Regions from separate parts of the Homo sapiens genome. Here region 1 is linked to region 2. Evidence: chromatin loops called from intact Hi-C (ENCODE). Cell type or tissue: HCT116. All regions are shown on one strand. Each heading gives the region's core, and the rest is flanking DNA. Links, peaks and the distances in the headings are about the cores only. Region 1 overlaps TACC2 (transforming acidic coiled-coil containing protein 2). Region 2 overlaps NSMCE4A (NSE4A component of SMC5/6 complex).

What was found. Peaks named below come from ENCODE experiments on the same cell type or tissue, not always from the same donor. Only the 100,000 strongest peaks of a DNase experiment are listed, where the experiment ranks them.
Region 1: a loop joins it to region 2, with 19 times the contacts of the local background. A loop is called at or near these places in 30 of 110 quality-filtered maps.

Annotation. Positions count from the first base shown.
Region 1 is chr10:122,040,652-122,049,607 of GRCh38, reverse strand. All of the region lies in intron 2 of TACC2 (transforming acidic coiled-coil containing protein 2), which reads right to left. Among named protein-coding and RNA genes, the nearest start is that of TACC2, 56 kb to the right of the region's middle. In HCT116, for the core only: no CTCF peak of the experiment used is centred there; a DNase peak (open chromatin) is centred at 5,138; H3K4me3 peaks cover 773 bases.
Region 2 is chr10:121,958,416-121,967,371 of GRCh38, reverse strand. NSMCE4A (NSE4A component of SMC5/6 complex) reads left to right here. Exons shown (of 11, transcript NM_017615.3): 5 at 1,987-2,086; 6 at 4,044-4,134; 7 at 5,855-5,949; 8 at 6,966-7,014; 9 at 7,777-7,871; 10 at 7,962-8,048. The coding sequence ends at 8,036. Among named protein-coding and RNA genes, the nearest start is that of NSMCE4A, 12 kb to the left of the region's middle. In HCT116, for the core only: no CTCF peak of the experiment used is centred there; no DNase peak of the experiment used is centred there.

The sequences.
Region 1 (8,956 bases), core at 263-8,262, 82 kb before region 2:
GCGGCGACCCTGTGCCCCCACCCCAAACAACATGCACCCCTTGTTCTGGGATGGGGTCTGCCTTCTTTCAAGAACAGTTCCACCCATACCCTCCATCCCTGAGGTTCTCATGGAAAATGCCAGTCATAGTGCCCCATGTCCCTGCCCACTGGAGTGTACATGAGACTCCGGTCAAGCCAGGACCTTCTACGGGATTCCCTGAAGAACCAGGGCAGTTCTGGTGGGGGGTTCTATAGAAGGTGAGTCGGGAAGTCACCTGCAGCCTTGTTTCCAGCTGTGGTGGACGAAACCGCCACAGAAAGAGATGGCAGAGCTCGCAGGCAGAGAAAAGCCGAGATGCCAGGCAGAGGGAGCAGCCCTGCTGGGGCCAAGGCCTCATTCTGCCCTAGCCATCTGGGAGCTCTATGATGAGGCCGCATGCATTGCCCTTTTCACCTTAGCAGGTGGGTACAAGCTGAATTTCTGTCACTAGCAACTGAGAGTGCATTCCCCGGTCCACCTCTCATCCAGATGAGCTGCACCAGATCAGCTTGGAGGAAAACAAAGTACTCCCTGGTCAAACACCTTTGACAAGTGCTACATAATATAGGCCTCCTTTAGAAATTCACAATGCACATTAGCATAGTAAAAATTCTGAGTTCTACAGCAGAATAACTTACTGAATTTTAACTCAGAGTTTGCCAGAATTTCTTGACCACAGGACTCTTTGTTTATGTACCACAGTTTAACATCTTATAGAACTCGCGTTACATGGAACACACATTTGAAGACAGCACAAGAGCTCATTTCTTTCTACCTTGCTTAAATCTAGCAGATGGTGCAAATCTGTACGACAGACATTCCCTAGCCCATGGGCACCTTTGTGAAAATCAGAAGGTGGCACTCTTCTGGGCCAAATGCATGGCCTGGGAGCAGACAATGCCATTGTGTGAATTAGAAACTGCCTCCCCAGCCGGGTGCGGTGGCTCATGCCTGCAATCCCAGCACTTTGGGAAGGCGAGGTGGGAAGACTGCTTGAGCCCAGGAGTTCGAGACCAGCCTGGGCAACATGGAGAAACCCATCTCTACAAAACAGAAACAGAAACAAATAGGGGAAAGGAAAAGAAAGGAAGAGGGAGAGAGGGAAGGAGAGAGGGTAGGAGGGAAAGAAGGGAGGGAGGGAGGGAGGGAGGAAGCAAGGAGGGAAGGAAGGGAGGGAGGGAGGAAGGAAGGAAAGGGAGGAGAAAAAAAAAATAAGGCTCCATTCCTCCTCTCACGTTGCTCACAGTCTAGGGAGACAGACCCCAGTCCCATGGCTGCAGGGGTGTGCACACAGAGGGCACCCCAGGAAGATAGTAGGTATGGCTCCTGCCTGGAGGTGAAGCAGACAGCCCCCAAGGTCCCCCAGGAAGGGAGGGTCCCCACTCATCAAACTCTACCAACCTCTAGCCTATGGATTTTGTAAATTAATCTTGACGTTTCTGCAGGACATGTGAAAGCAAATCATCTGCCTAGTCTGCACCTGGGGACTTCTTGAGACCGTCAGACTTGTTGGATGGGCTGTAGTCCTTGACCTTCAGACACCAGCCCGAAGAGCAAGCTAGCTTTGGCTAAGGTTCCCCTACCTGGTGCATTTCCCTGAGTGGTTGGCTATCTGTGTTCATCCCATTGTGTCCAAAGGTAAAACATAAAAGATGCTTCATCTCTCAGGTACCCATACAGTCTAGTGCCAACATGAACACTACAATGCAAAAATTTTCCTTCATTTTAGCTGAAGGATAGAATGTGGGGGAAAGAGAACAACAGCAATAAATGCTCCTGTTATTGAGCACTTACTAATGCCAGGCACTGGGCCAGTATCTTTCCATGAACTATGTCATTGAATTTGCACAACTGTCTTAAGGGAAAGATGGATATTTGTGTTCCTGTTTTAGAGCTGAGGCTCTGAGAGGTTTAGTAACTGGGCCAAGACCACACAGCAGTGGAATCTAGACATAACCGATTATCTCTGATCCCAGAGCCAGGACAGGGCGTCTCTGTTTGATCCCTTCCACGGGGCAGTGTTGAAGGAGGCAGAAAGAGCTGGGGATGGTTCCTCACACGAGAGGGGGCTGCTGACCTGGGGTTGGCTTGACCTCCCTGCAGGCTGAGCCATTCCCTTAACGAGTGCCCCTGCCCCCCCCTGAGGGGTCTCAGCCTCTTCATCTGTGCATCCAAGAAGACAATCATCCCCATAGGACATTATCAAGACCATGGAAACTTTAAATCACCTTAAGTTCACACTCTATAATCTTCATTTTCAAAGAAAGATTCTTTTTTTTTTTTTTTTTTTTTTTTTTTGAGACGGAGTCTCGCTCTGTTGCCCAGGCTGGAGTTTGGTGGCACCATCTCGGATCGCTGCAACCTGTGCTTCCCGGATTCAAGCGATTCTCCTGCCTCAGCCTCCTAAGTAGCTGGGACTACAGGTGCCCACCACCACACCCGGCTAATTTTTGTATTTTTAGTAGAGACGGGGTTTCACCATATTGGCCAGGCTAGTCTCGAACTCCTGACCTTGTGATCTGCCCGCCTCAGCCTCCCAAAGTGCTGGAATTACAGGTGCCACCACACCCGGCCAAGATTCTTTATCTATAAATTATAAATCTTTGGAAGCATGATTCTCACATTTTACTATAATAACTCAAGATTAACAATACTGAGTGAGTGGCATTTTTATATCAGGGTCCTGCATTTTTGAAATTTTAACCCAATTCCTACTTGTCTGACCGCCATGCAAACCTCAGCAACTAACACCTGAGGCCAGGCCCCCCTTTCAATCACAAGATGACCTGCAGTAAAATATTCTGCAAATAATTTAACAGATAAATCTCATGCCCAGTATTCCATGAGCAAGATTTCTTTTAATTCTGGAAAGAAGACAAATAATAGCCCAGACAGATGCAAACAACAGATGGAATAAGGAGACAGATCTTTGCTCCAAGTCCAGGAGAAGAAAGGGACCACGGGCTATATTTCCTCAGGCAGATGGACTATAACAAGGGCTTGGATTTGTCTTTGAAGAAAAAAACAAAAGGCAGGCGTCTCTCCCTTTTCAGCTCCACTTCTCTTTCTTTTTTTCTTTTTTTAATTATTATTTATTTTTATTATTATATTTTGAGACAGAGTCTCACTCTGTCACCCAGGCTGGAGTGCAGTGGCGAGATCTTGGCTCACTGTAAGCTCCGCCTCCTGGGTTCAAGTGATTATCCGGCCTCAGCCTCCCGAGCAGCTGGGACTACAGGCGCCCACCACCACGCCCGGCTAATTTTTTGTATTTTTAGTAGAGACGGGGTTTCACCGTGTTAGCCAGGATGGTCTCAATCTCCTGGCCTCGAGATCCACCCGCCTCGGCCTCCCAAAGTGCTGGGATTACAGGCGTGAGCCACCACACCCAGCCCTATTATTATGATTTTTGAGATGGAGTTTTGCTCTTGTTGCCCAGGCTGGAGTGCAATGGCGTGATCTCAGCTCACTGCAACCTCCGCTTCCCGGGTTCAAGCAATTCTCCTGCCTCAGCCTCCCGAACAGCTGGGACTACAGGCATGCACCACCACACCCAGCTAATTTTGTATTTTTTTTTAGTAGAGATGGGGGTCTCACCATGTTGGCAGGCTGGTCTCGATCTCCTGACTCGTGATCCATGCGCCTTGGCCTCCCAAAGTGCCGGGATTACAGGCATGAGCCATGGCACCCGGCCCACTTCTTTTTCTAATAGAAAGCTAATCTGCAAGAATGATACTAGTTCTCCCCAACACAAACATATCTGGATGGAGTTAAAAGCAACAAAACTATCTGTATGAATGGCACATTGCACTTTTCAAAGCTCTTTGACATCCATTTGATTCTTATAAAATCCCCGTGAGCTATACCAGGCAGGTAAAATCATGTTTTCCATTTTCCAGATAAGAAACAGAGAGGCTTGCCTTCTGCCCTCTGCAAGTCTCCCACCTTGAAGTCCAGTGCTCTTTCCACAAGAATACTGACACCCAGCATTTACATAGCTCTCTTTCTGCTACGACAGCAGCAACCTAATTATTAGGAACACTTTCTGTGTGTCTAGTACTGCTCTTTTAAGTGCTTTACATATTTAAACTCATTCAATCCTTAGAGCCCGATGTTATAGCTAAGAATACTGGGCACAGAGAGGTTAAGCCACTTGCCCAAGATCACACAGCTTGGAAGTGGTGGAGCCAGGATTTGGACCAGGATGGTTTGGCTCCAGAGTCTGTGCTCTTGTCCCTGCCTTACGCTGCTTCGCCATACAGTGGAATTCGTTGCTCTATGGCCTCTGCCATTTTGCTGCTATGCTCCAAGGAATTATAGCAATTGGACATTTGAGAATAATGTGGTATAGGAGCCTAGATTTGATGCCCAGAATAGCACCTGGCACAGAAGAGGCAGTCCATAAATATTTGTTGAATGTATGAAAAGTAGATTATTCTTATTTAGTCTGGTGGCCATGTCTGCAAATCGAAAGACGTACCCTCAGCCCTGGGAACTCTCGCTTTTGCCACATTTCCCTGTGCTTTTGAATCCCCCTTCCTGTTCCCCGTCTTAGAGATAGTCTTAAGCTCTATTGCTTACTGGATTCCAAAGGACCTGTGTGTCAGCAGGCGTCACTGCAAAACAGCATGCATTTCTAAAGTTACCCTTTACACTTCCAAATCGCAGGCTGGAAAAACAATTGGCAAGCCTTACAGGACACGTGGACTCGCCCAGTTGCTTCTTCAAATCTTTCCCTCGCTGCCATTGCTTGAGTAAACAAACAGTCTTTCGTTGGCTCTGGAACACTCCAGAGCCTGGAGTCTATTTTAAAGCAATCTTTAAACAGTTACAGCAATTTTCCAGTCCTAAAAAATATACTTTGTAAAGAGCTAAAGCATTTCACCATAAAAAAAAAAAAAAAATTCCACTTACCTCTTAAACGCTCCATCACTCTAGACCACTGCTTACTGGTCATGCCAATAGAGTTAATTAAACCATGCTTAATTAACATGGTTAGATCATGACCAGAGTGTCTGCCTAAGTCGCCCCCTCTTTGAACGAGCTCCTTGGGAGCAGCTTGACTGCAGGTGAATGCTGGGAAGCAGACCAAAGGTCATCCCCATGGCATTAGGAATCGGATTTCAGAAACAACTGCCAGGCTGACCAAATATGGAGGATGAACACATGCTCTGTGCTAGAGCCAGCCGGCTGCCCATCTTCCCTGTCAAGGGAAGGCAAATGCTCACACCAGTTCTGCTAGACCATCCCAAATGTTTCTTCCCCTCCAAGGGGGTACAAAAGATTGACGAATACAGGTTGCAGAGGACACCTCAGCCTAACCTAGCAGGCACTCTGTCAGGCCAACAAGCGAAAGGCTGCCAGCGTGGGATTTCAGCTTTCCGCAAACGGAATGTTTTCTGATGTGATACAGCACGATAGAGCAGAAGAAATGAATAAGCTTCGAAGCCCGAGAGAGCTGGGTTTGAGTCCTCACTCTTCCTTTAAAAGATGGAAAATAACAGAATAGAGTTTGACGTGTGTTTTGATGATTATGCCTCATGAATAGTAAGGGCTGGGTCTAGGTTCTGGGTAGACACTGATGACTAAAACAGGCATGGTGTAAAATGTTAACTTTAGGAGAAGCCGGGGAAGCATCTATATGGGAGCTCTCCATACAATCTTTGCAACTTTTCTATAAATCTGAAAATACTCTAAAGTAAAATTTGGCCAGGCACAGTGGCTCATGCCTGTAATCCCAGCACTTTGGGAGGCCGAGGCGGGCAGATCACTTGCGGTCAGGAGTTCGAACCCAGGCTGGCCAACATGGCGAAACCTCATCTCTACTAAAAGTACAAAAATTAGCCAGGTGTGGTGGTGGGCACCTGTAGTCCCAGCTACTCAGGAGGCTGAAACACAAGAATCACTTGAACCTGGGAGGTGGAGGTTGCAGTAAGCCAAGATTGTGCACTGCACTTCAGTCTGGCAACAGAGTGAGACTCTGTAAGAAAGAAAGAAAGGAAGAAAGGAAGAAAGAAAGAGAGAGAGAGAGACAGAGAGACAGAGAGAGAGAGAAAGAAAGAAAAGAAAGAAAAAGAAAGAGAAAAAGAAAGAAAGAAAAAGAAAGAGAAAAAGAAAGAAAGAAAGAGAAAGAAAGAAAGAAAGAAATCTAATTATAAAAAGAGACACATGGTTCCTACTACCCTCATGGAATTTTGAATTTAGTGAATGAATGAGTGATATTTAGTAAATCATATCTGCCTTCCCTTCCTCAGAAGCATTTGGGTCACAAGCGGTGGCCATTACCCTAAAAGGATTCAGGAACCTCAAAGATGTAAGAGGTGACATGTTCTGATGTCTGTAGTTTGTAGGTGGCAGACTAAAGGCTTCAAAAACATACCCAATGTTGATGACCTGTATGTATTTAATATTTTAGAAACAATATGATTTAAAGAGAATTGGATGAGGTCAGAAAATCCAAATCCATGTGCCCTTGGTCAGATCAGTTCCTCTCTCCAAGCCTCTCTCTCTCCGTCAATAAACTGGGGACCACAATCTCTGCCCTTCCCTACCTCAGTGGGTGATAGGAATGCCTTGTAAACAACAACTGTACAAATAAAAGGGAGAGTCTCTTTATTCAAAGAGCTGGGCATGTCAGGATGGCCTGTACCATGCTGTGATGTTTACTTGATTATACTTAAAGTGCAGACATAAACTTTATTTCTTTTGCCCCTCTAGAATCCCTGTATCCACTCATTTTCATGCTACAGCAGCATGGTTTAAGAATGAGCAGGCAGGAAGCTGAGTACAATTGTTCTGAAACCCAAGCTTTACTGCTTATTTAGCTGTAAGTCTCTGGGTTCTACACCTCGAGTACCGTATCTGTAGAATGGGGGTCATAACTGCAGGGTTGTTCTGAAGGTTAAATAAAGGACAAGGCTAGACCACGTAGACATTGTACATGCTGGTTGTTACTGTATAAAGAAGAAACAGATTCAAAACTCATTAATGAAGAGCCCCATTGGCTATCTCAGCTTAGAGCAAAAGCAGTTAATCAGAAGTTCAGGCTGGGTGCAGTGGCTCAAGCATGTAATTCCAGAACTTTGGGAGGCTGAGGCGGGTGGATCACTTGAGGTCAGGAGTTCGAGACCAGCCTGGCCAACATGGTGAAACCCCATCTCTACTAAAAATAGAAAAATTAGCTGGGCATGGTGGCAGGGACCTGTAATCCCAGCTACTTGGGAGGCTGAGGCAGGAGAATCGCTTGACCCCGGGAGGCAGAGGTTGCAGTGAGCTGAGACTGTGCCACTGAACTCCAGCCTGGGCGACAGAGTGAGACTCTCTCTCAAAAAGAAGAAGAAAAGGCCATGTGCAGTGGCTTACGCCTGTAATCCCAGCACTTTGGAAGGCTGAGATGGGCAGATCACGAGGTCAGGAGATTGAGACCATCCTGGCTAACACGGTGAAACCCCGTCTCTACTAAAAATACAAAAAGTTAGCCGGGCGTGGTCGCGGGCGCCTGTGGTCCCAGCTACTCGGGAGGCTGAGGCAGAAGAATGGCGTGAACCTGGGAGGTGGAGCTTGCAGTGAGCCGAGATCGCGCCACTGCACTCCAGCCTGGGTGACAGAGCGAGACTCCGTCTCAAAAAAGAAAAGAAAAAAGAAAAGAACAGCTCCTCCCAAAGTTAACATTTTACACATTTATTCAGAAGATGCATCTGGCCAAAACCTGGAGCCGTGTTGTTCACACACTTGCGTAATCGTGCCAGTGAAAACTAGCACCGACCCTCCGGGCTGGGGGAACCCCACAGCAGGGGCTGTGGGAGCAGACAGGTGACAGTAAAGAAACTCTCTGCTGTCAAGGCCGGGTGCTGTGGCTACACCTGTAATCCTAGCACTTTGGGAGGCCAAGGTGGGTGGGTTACCTGAACTCAGGAGTTCGAGCCTGGCCTGGGCAACACGGTGAAACCCTGTCTCCACTAAAATACAAAAAAGTAGCCAGGCATGGCGGTGTGCACCTGTAATCCCAGCTACTCAGGAGGCTGAAACAGGAGAACTGCTTGAACCCAGGAGGCGGAGATTGTAGTGAGCCGAGATCGCGCCATTGCATTCCAGCCTGGGTGACAAAGCAGGACTCTGTCTCGTTACGAGAAAAAAAAAAAAAAAGAAAGGAAACTCTGTGCTGTCATGAAGATTGAATTAATTCTTGCTGCTTAACTTGTTCTTTGCTCAACTTCTTTCACATTAAACACATTAAAGCAGCCCAGATGCCCACCTGCAGCCTGTGGAATATTGGGAAATGCTCCCTGTCCTGCACTGGCTGAGTGTTGCTGTAATGCTGAGTTCCTCAAGAGCTAAAGAAGGGACCTTCAAGTTAACCGTAGAGCACCAAGCATAGCTTTAAACAAGATGTGCACATATATATGGCACTTTCCTCTGTCAAGCAAAGTAACAACCACACAGCGCCTGAGCAACATACAACCTCAGCCTTTCTTGATGACCAGACCCTGGGGACGGCTCGCATACACAGATTCTCCTGTCCTCCTGGTCCTCTGTTCCTCAGATGTCCACATTGCTGAGGTCTCCTGCAGCAGCAAACCTCATTCAGACCACATCTTGTACGCAGAGCAGGGACCCGACCCGGGGGGACCTGCCCAAGCTGGGGGAGGCGTGTCTGCTGAGCTGGCTCTGGGTCCTTCTGATGTCACCTACTTCCTGCTCATTTGCAGCTCTGAGCTCAAACATCAGCTCCCCAGAAGCGCCTTCCTTGACACCCAGGCTAGGTCTGGGGTCTGTGCACCTGTCTTCTTGCTTCATAGCATTGATCACAGTTTCTAGAGTTGAAAATTATGTTTTTTGGGACTTGTTACAGAAACACCCAGACAATAGAAGTGTTAGAATGGAGTTACTGAATGATGATATGTTTTAAGTGAGATCATTATAATAATAGGATTGA
Region 2 (8,956 bases), core at 256-8,255:
ACAAAAAATTAGCCCGCTGTAGTGGCCCATGCCTGTGGTCCTGGCTACTTGGGAGGCTGAGGTGGGAGGATCACTTGAGCCTGGGAGGCAGAGATTGCAGTGAGCTGAGATTGCGCCATTGCACTCCGGCCTGGCTGACAGTGAGACCCTGTCTCAAAAAAGAAAAAAAAGTCCATAAACTCTAGATGTGGATGGAACCTTAAAGGATCTCTCATTCTGCTTTAGCAGAAAAGGCCAGAACCTCTTTACCAGTGCTCTCCTGGCTCCTTTGCTTCTAGCTCATGAGACTCTGGGTTTATCATCTTTAAAATCCTTATCATATAGGAGGATGATACCTCCTACTGAGGGTATCTTATGAGTCTCCCAACGTCTAAAGTGACATTTATTATAATACCCTGTTAGATGACCACTGACTTGTATTTGAAGATTACTTGTCACTGCCACATAAACTGTCCAGTTCATTTTTTAGATAGAACTCTGATTTAAAAAAAAGATTTCTTTATATTTGAATGAAGTTGGCTTCTGTCTTAACTTCCTGGCATGGTCCTATGGAGAAATTAAGAACAGCTCTTACTGGCTCTTCTCTAAGAGGACCTTCAAGTATACTGGTTTTGTTGCCCAGTAAATACTTTAGGGTAGCCATCTGAGTTGTTCAGTCCTTCTTTAAGTGGTATAGCTCCTGGGCTTTTGTCTTTTCTAATTTGTCTTTCTAAAAACCATTGAGATTGATAGTAGCTCGGGTAGAAGGCCTTGGAGATGCCAATGTAGTAGTGTGGTGTGGGGTCTGGCATCTATTTTTAATAAGACTTCAGGTAACTCAGGTGCCCAGAGCCATTTGTGTATGTTCTATTTAATAGGATGTAGTCCAAACTTCTTCATCTTAGGATAAAGTCTAAATCTTTGTTTTTTGCTATTGTACTAAACTCATAAATCCTAGGTTATAAAGATAAAGCCTTAAACTTTATCTCATCATCCAGCCCAATTTCCAGCCACAATGAAGTACTTAAAACTCTGTGTCTTTGTACTTGCTGTTCTCTTGGCCTCCAATTCCTTTTCATCTTTTCCATTCGGTAAAGTTTGTTTATCCCACAGGCCCCATCTTGGAAGCCTCCAGCAACTTCTCCAGACAGAGGTGTTAGCAGTGTAGGATCAGATTTCTCAACCACGTCACTCCCATGTCTGGGTAGATATCTCTGCCCAAGTGTTCTCATAGCACTTGAGCAGTACTCTCTAAGCGCCCAGGATCTACCATGTTGCTTTTTTAAAATTTGATTAATTTATTTTTTTATACTGCTCCTTGTGGAGCAGGAGTGTTCCCAGAGTAGCCCACCATGTTATATTGAAATGGATCTGTGTGCATAATGCAGCTGTCCATCTACATCGTATATTTTTGTCTCCTCAAGGGTAGGGACCACATGAGCCTTATTCTTGGGGCTTTGATCTCTACATGATGCAGACTTACATCTATTACTGTAACCCAAGTCTGCATGAGGGCAGAATCCAGAAGGAAAAGGAATCCCATGGCTGTGACTTGCCCTGTTATCCTAAGACAGATGTGTTCTGTAGTCCTGGGCTGGGAGCCTCTGCCTTGGCCTCCCCAGATCAAAGTCTTCTGACCCCACTGGAGCTTCCCCACATACATGTTCATCCTTCCCCTGCTCTTAGAAGTTGGCTTTGCAAAACAATAGGTTGGGTGGTGGGAAGATGTCACAGGCATATTCACTGGCCTACTTTACAGGGCAGTATGTAGGTGTCTGAGGAGGTATCTGTGGTTGAGTAAAGCTCCTAGGAGTTCTTTTAGAAATACAAAGAAGGCAGAAAGGCTGTCACAAACCTTATCAAGAGTCTTACTCTGATGTCAGCTTGTATATCACTGATGTCTGGTCTGAATTTGACTATACCATGCAAACTACTTTTAGTTAGTAAAGTTAGTTTGTTTAACAAACAACAGGCAAAAAAAATAAATGAAAGCATACTTTTCATTAGGTTGGGTTCAATATACGGAGAGTGCCCTGTGCCAAAGCCACGAGTTGATCGTCCAAGAAAAGTTCCTGTGATACAAGAGGAGAGGGCAATGCCTGCCCAGGTTTGTTTTAAAATGTTGCTTTTAAAAAAACACATTAAAGTTAAAATAGCTGTTAAAATAATGTGCATGCAATTTGGCCATTTTTTCTAAGTGTGCGGGTCTGGAGCCAGGTTTTGTCACTTAAATAATCATTTTATTTAAGCCTTTAAGCATTTTATTGGATTGGCTGCTTGTCTTTGTTTTAACTCATTTCTCTAGTTTTGATCAGTTCTCCGAAGCCAGGGTCAACCTCAGCACTGTCAACATTTACGGCTGGATAATGTTGGTTTGGGGAGCTGTCCTGCGCATTGTAGGATGCTTAGCGGCATCCCCAGCCTCTACCTGTTATATGCTAATAGCCCCCCCGACCCCTGAGTTGTGACAACCAAAAATGTCTACATGTGACAACAAATGTTCCCTGGGGAGGTGGGGGGAAAGTCACACCCACTCGAGAACCACTGTTTCTAAACCGCCCTTTTGTATTTTGCTATTTTATGTTCAACCTGAAAATGGTTAATCTGGTAATGTTACTATTCTATTAAGAAATTGATATGAAAATGTTACTGAGGCCAGGCACAGTGGCTTACGCCTGTAATCCCAGCACTTTGGGAGGCCGAGGCGGGCAGATCACAAGGTCAGGAGTTCGAGACCAGCCCGGCCAATACGGGGAAACCCCGTCTCTACTAAAAATACAGAAATTAGCTAGGTATGGTGGCAGGTGCCTGTAGTCCGGGCTATTCGGGAGGCTGACGCAGGAGAATTAGGAATCTAGGAGGCAGAGGTTGCACTGAGCCGAGATCATGCCACTGTACTCCAGCCTGGGCGACAGAGCGAGAGTCCGTCTCAAAAAAAACAAAGGTTGCCCGAGTGTGGTGGCTTACGCCTGTAATCCCAGCACTTTGGGAGGCCAAGGCGGGCAGATCCACCTGAGGTCAGGAGTTAGAAACCAGCCTGGCCAACATGGTGAAACCCTGTCTCTACTAAAAAGTACAAAAAATTAGCCAGATGTGGTGGTGGGTGCCTCTAATCCCAGCTACTCTGGAGGCTGAGGTAGGAGAATTGCTTGAACCTGGGAAGCGGAGGTTGCAGTGAGCCGAGATGGCACCACTGCACTCCAGCCTGGGCCACAGAGCAAGACTCCATCTCAAAAAAAAAAAAAAAAAGTTACTGAAACCAGAAAATCTGTTTTTTTTTAAACCATAATTTTTTTTGAGACAGAGTCTTGCCCTATCACCCGGGCTGGAGTGCAGTGGCGCGATCTCGGCTCACTGCAACCTCCGCCTGCTGGGTTCAAGCCATTCTCCTGCCTCAGCCTCCCAAGTAGCTGGGATTACAGGCAGGCACCACCATGCCCGGCTAATTTTGGTGTTTTTTAATAGAGACGGTTTCACCATAATGGCCAGGCTGGTCTCGAACTCCTGACCTTGTGATCCACCTGCCTCAGCCTCCTACAGCGCAGGGATTACAGGCGCGATGTCGGCTCACTGCAAGCTCCGCCTCCCGGGTTCATGCCATTCTCCTGCCTCAGCCTCCTGAGTAGCTGGGAGTACAGGCGCCTGTCACCACACCTGGCTAAGTTTTTGTATTTTTAGTAGAGATGGGGTTTCACCGTGTTAGCCAGGATGGTCAGCAAGACCCCATATCTAAAAAAATTTTTTTTAATTAGCCAGGTGTCTTAGACAAGGTAGAATGAATTAAAAAAAAAAAAATTAGCCAGGTGTAGTGGTGCACGCTTCTAGTGCCAGCTACTCAAGAAGCTGAGGTGGTAGGATCCCTTGAGCACAGGAGTCTGAGGTTACAGTGAGCCGAGATCATGCAACTGCACTCTAGCCTGGGTGGCAAAGCAAGACCCTGTCTCAAAAAAAAAAAAGAGTTCGGGTGTGCAAGAGAGAAGAAAAGGAGTTTGGGTGTGCAAGAGAGAAGAAAACGTTAATAGGCCAGTAAGTAGGTCTGTCAGCTTGATAATGACTTTTTTCAGTTAAGAAGAATGGAAGAATCTCATCAAGAAGCAACAGAGAAAGAAGTAGAAAGAATCTTGGGATTGTTGCAGACATATTTTCGAGAAGATCGTAAGTGTAACACCATTCAAAGTGGAGCAATTTGTATTTATCTGTTCACTGAGGTTACTTGTATTTAAAAGGCAATTTCAGCTGTATGTAATATTTGAATAAATACATATGCATTTTATGAGGATTCTTCTCCCCTTTAGAAATTTCATGTGAAAACTTTGAAGTTAACGTTTTCATTTTTATCTTTAAAAGATGGGGATTTTTTTTGTTACAAAATGAAATATGCCATTCAAGTGAGAAATGTCAAAAGTAGCTGTTCCACCTCCCCTCATTATAAAATGTAATGTGTATATTTTCAGATTATTTTATCAGTTTTATACACACCTACCTAAATAGTTTGTTTTGGCCGGGCGTGGTGGCTCACACCTGTAATCCCAGCACTTTGGGAGGCTGAGGTTGGGAGTTCGATACCCGCCTGACCAACATGGAGAAACCTCATCTCTACTAAAAATACAAAATTAACCGGGTGTGGTAGTGCATTCCTGTAATCCCAGCTACTTGGGAGGCTGAGGCAGGAGAATCGCTTGAACCCGGGAGACAGAGGTTGCGGTGAGCCAAGATCACGCCATTGCACTCTAGCCTGGGCAACAAGAGCGAAACTACATCTGAAAAAAAAAAGTTTGTTTTTTTCTTTTTTTCCAAGCTAATCATAATATGCACATTCTTCTGCTACGTGACTTTTCCATGTGGACATTCTTCCACATCATTTCATATAGATCTCCCTTGTTTTGTTCACTGATTCCCATTATATGGCTGTACTGTAAATATATTTAACAGATCCTCCATTAATGGATGATTAAGTTCCTTTTTTTTTTTTTTGAGACAGAGTCTCGCTCTGTCGCCCAGGCTGGAGTGCAGTGGCGCGATCTTGGCTCACTGCAACCTCTCCCTCCTGGGTTCACGCCATTCTCCTGCCTCAGCCTCCCAAGTAGCTGGGACTACAGGCACCCGCCACCACGCCTGGCTAATTCTTTTGTACTTTTAGTAGAACCTGGGTTTCACCGTGTTAGCCAGGATGGTCTTGATCTCCTGACCTTGTGATCCACCCACCTCGGCCTCCCAAAGTGCTGGGATTACAGGCATGAGCCACCGCGCCCGGCCAAGTTCCTATTTTTTTTTTTTTTTTTTAGGAGACAGTCTCACTCTTTCGCCCAGACTGGAATGCAGTGGCACCATCTCAACTCACTGCAACCTCCACCTCCTGGATTCAAGCAATTCTCCTGCCTCAGCCTCCTGAGTAGCTGGGATTACAGGCGCACGCGCCACCACATCTGGCTAATTTTTTTTCTGTATTTTTAGTAGAGACATTGTTTCGCCATGTTGGCCAAGCTAGTCTTGAACCCCTGACCTCAGGTGATCTGCCAGCATCGGCCTCCCAAAGTGCTGGGATTACAGGTGTGAGTGCCATGCCCAGCTGGATGATTAAGTTCTTTATAGCATTTTACTCTTGTATAAATTGCTGAAGTAAAAAATCTTAGTATGTAATTTTGTGCAGTTACACTTGTATTTCTGTAGCACAGCTTCTTAGAGGTGGTTTCCAGGTCAGTGGGCATACATGTTTTTAGTAGAGATGCCAAATTGGCCTCCAGAAGGGTTGGATTGATTTGCACTCCTGCAGCAGGAATGAGTACACATCCTTTCTTTGTCTCTGGCTAACGCTAGAGTGTACTGATATTAATGACAAGCAAAAATCAATTTTTTTTTCTCTTTTTGTCTATAGCTGATACCCCAATGTCCTTCTTTGACTTTGTGGTTGATCCTCATTCTTTCCCCCGTACAGTGGAAAACATCTTTCATGTTTCCTTCATTATACGGGTAAGATTAAAGATTATTTTTCTAATTGCTTTTATATGCTTTTAAAAGGCTACATAAGAAAAGCTGTAGAAGGGAGCTGGCAAAGGTATCTGTATACACTAGCCAGTATATGTTTCAGACCCATTGTAGCAAAACATTAATTGGCATATTAGGTAGAAGAAGCTAGCTAAAATTTTATATGCTTGCTTTTATGTTTTAGAAATTATTTAGAGAAAGAATTGGAAAAATTTGAATATGGAACTTTAGATTAGATAACAGTATGGTATAAATGTTAAATTTCCTGCATTTGATAGTTGTCATGTTGTATAATATCCTTGTTCTCAAGAAATACACACTGAAAGATTAGGGAAAAGAAGCAGGCCGCCTATCATTCTCACTTCATTCATAAATAATAATATGTAGAGTGATAAAGTAAACGTGGTAACTAACACTTTAACGACTGATGAATATGGGTAAAGGATATATGCCACGTGTTTATAGTAGTCTTATAGCCCTTTAAGTCTGAAATTATTTCAAAATTGGTTTTAAAACTCTACTCAGATATGTACCATGGAAATTTGCTTTAGACTATCTTTAATCTTACTTCAGGTTGCATTCCCACATGTAAGATGAATTTGATTATAACCTTAGAGAAAACCTATGTCTACCAACGTATTTTCTCAGAAATAATAACAAAGGCATATTTTGCCAGTGGTCCCAGTGACAGAATTATGCAGAATAAAATGTGGAGTATTCCAAAATATGTATAAATCAGTTAAAGAGACAAGATGAGTTTCACTTAAGAGATTCTCAGGATGGAGGCTGTGTCTGGGTGAAAGAGCTGATTAGAAACCCAAAGATACCCTGTGTAAATAAAAGATACTAGGGAAGTCTTATCTATATCATCACCTTATTATTGCTATGGTGTAATTTGATTTTCTGAGATACTGAATTTTCTGAGTAATTTTTTCCATCTAGTGCGTATAGGTTTGAGTCTTAAATGTTTGTCTTCTCCTAAAATCATGTTTTCGTTTTAGGATGGTTTTGCAAGAATAAGACTTGACCAAGACCGACTGCCAGTAATAGGTAAATGATACTATGTTTGGAAAAATTAGTTTTAGAGAAAATATATTTGTTAGTAGAATTTAAGTATTTTACTAAATGTAAATGAATTTTCAATGTAGATTAACTTTTACAATATTGTATCTTGCTCAACTACCTGAAGATACTGAAAACATGGCCAGCGTCTAAAATTTTGATGGATTCATCTATATCATTGATTCAACATCTGCTGTAAATATTAACAAAGAAATGATATAATTTCCCTCAGATCTTAATTTAGAAAGTTGGTGATTGCAGTCATTTTTGTAGTATCCCTCTTTCTAATCACGTTTTGTCAGATGCCGGCACCTTCTTTTCTCTTTGAGGTTCTATGAATCTTTCATTCTTACCTGAATAATTTCACACTCTCCATTACTCATGTCCTCCTAAGGTCTCCTGTGGAGAGTGAATATTTCCATCGCACTTACTTGCTACTTTCAATGTTCTCAATGTCCTATTGGACTCACTAGGGCTTAGCTCTGTGGTTGACACATAGATATGCAGATTTTCAAATGTCTGGAATGTGTTACTCTACTACATGTTTTTTGAAATGGAAACAGATGGAATGACTGGCTACTGTAATAATACTACAGCAGCTCCATAATGCATGAAATCCTAAAAAGTATGTAATATTATAAGTATCTTTTCAATACAGGTTTCATTGCTATTATTCATCAGTTTCCGTTTAGATTACCTGTTCCGATTTAATAACCTTTGATAAATTTGAAAAATTTGTCTTTCAAACAGAGCCTGTTAGTATTAATGAAGAAAATGAGGGATTTGAACATAACACACAAGTTAGAAATCAAGGAATTATAGCTTTGAGTTACCGTGACTGGGAGGTAAAGCTCTGCCTGTTGCCCCTGCATAGTTCTGACTCTGCCTTCACTTGCAGTAAGCCCAGTGCCTAAATGTTCATTATTGTCTGCCAGGAGATTGTGAAGACCTTTGAGATTTCAGAGCCTGTGATTACTCCAAGTCAGAGGCAGCAGAAGCCAAGTGCTTGATGCTAGCTGAAGGTAACCTTTTCAATGGGATGGCTACACAGTTCTATTAAAGTTCATTTGGCAATCCAAAGTATCCCTTTTCCCCATTCCAGTGAAATTTGAATTTTTGCCTCCCTGTAGTGCCCCATTCTTAGAACTGTGTGTAACAGGTGAGAAAGGGATAGTGGTTCTGCGTTCCCTTCTCTGGATTGATTAAATTTGTGCTGTTAAGATTTGCAGCTGAGGCCAGGCGTGGTGGCTCACGCCTGTAATCCCAGCACTTTGGGAGGCCAAGGCAAGCGGATCATGAGGTCAGGAGTTCGAGATCAGCCTGACCAACATGGTAAAACCCCATCTCTACTAAAAATACAAAAATTAGCTGGGCGTGGTGGCATGCACCTGTAATCCCAGCTACTCAGGAGGCTGAGGCAGGAGAATTGCTTGAACCCGGGAGGTGGAGGTTGCAGTGGCTGAGATCGTGCCACTGCACTCCAGCCTGGGAGACAGAGCAAGACTCTGTCTCAAAAAAAAGACTTGCAGCTGAAAGAAGCAGTGCAGGATTGTTCTTGGTTTGGTGGGTTTTGTTTTTGTTTTTGTTTTTAATAAAAAATAGGGAAGGGGTCTCACTATGTTGCCCAGGCTGGTCTCAAACTCCTGGGCTCAAGGGATGCTCCCATCTCAGCTTCCCAAAGTGCTGGGATTATAGGTATGAGTCACCATACCCAGCTGCTGCTTTTCCCCCAACAAACTGGTAAATTAGATAAGTGAAATATTGAATCCTCTCATCCATGTTGTTGTTCACCATCCCATTAGATTTGCTTATTTTATAAGTACAAAGCAGAAAAAGAGGATTAGGATAGAATTACCTTAGAATAATCTTGGTAAATTGGCATTTCTAAAATTTGTATTAGGCTATGAAAGAATTCTTCTTCATTTTTATG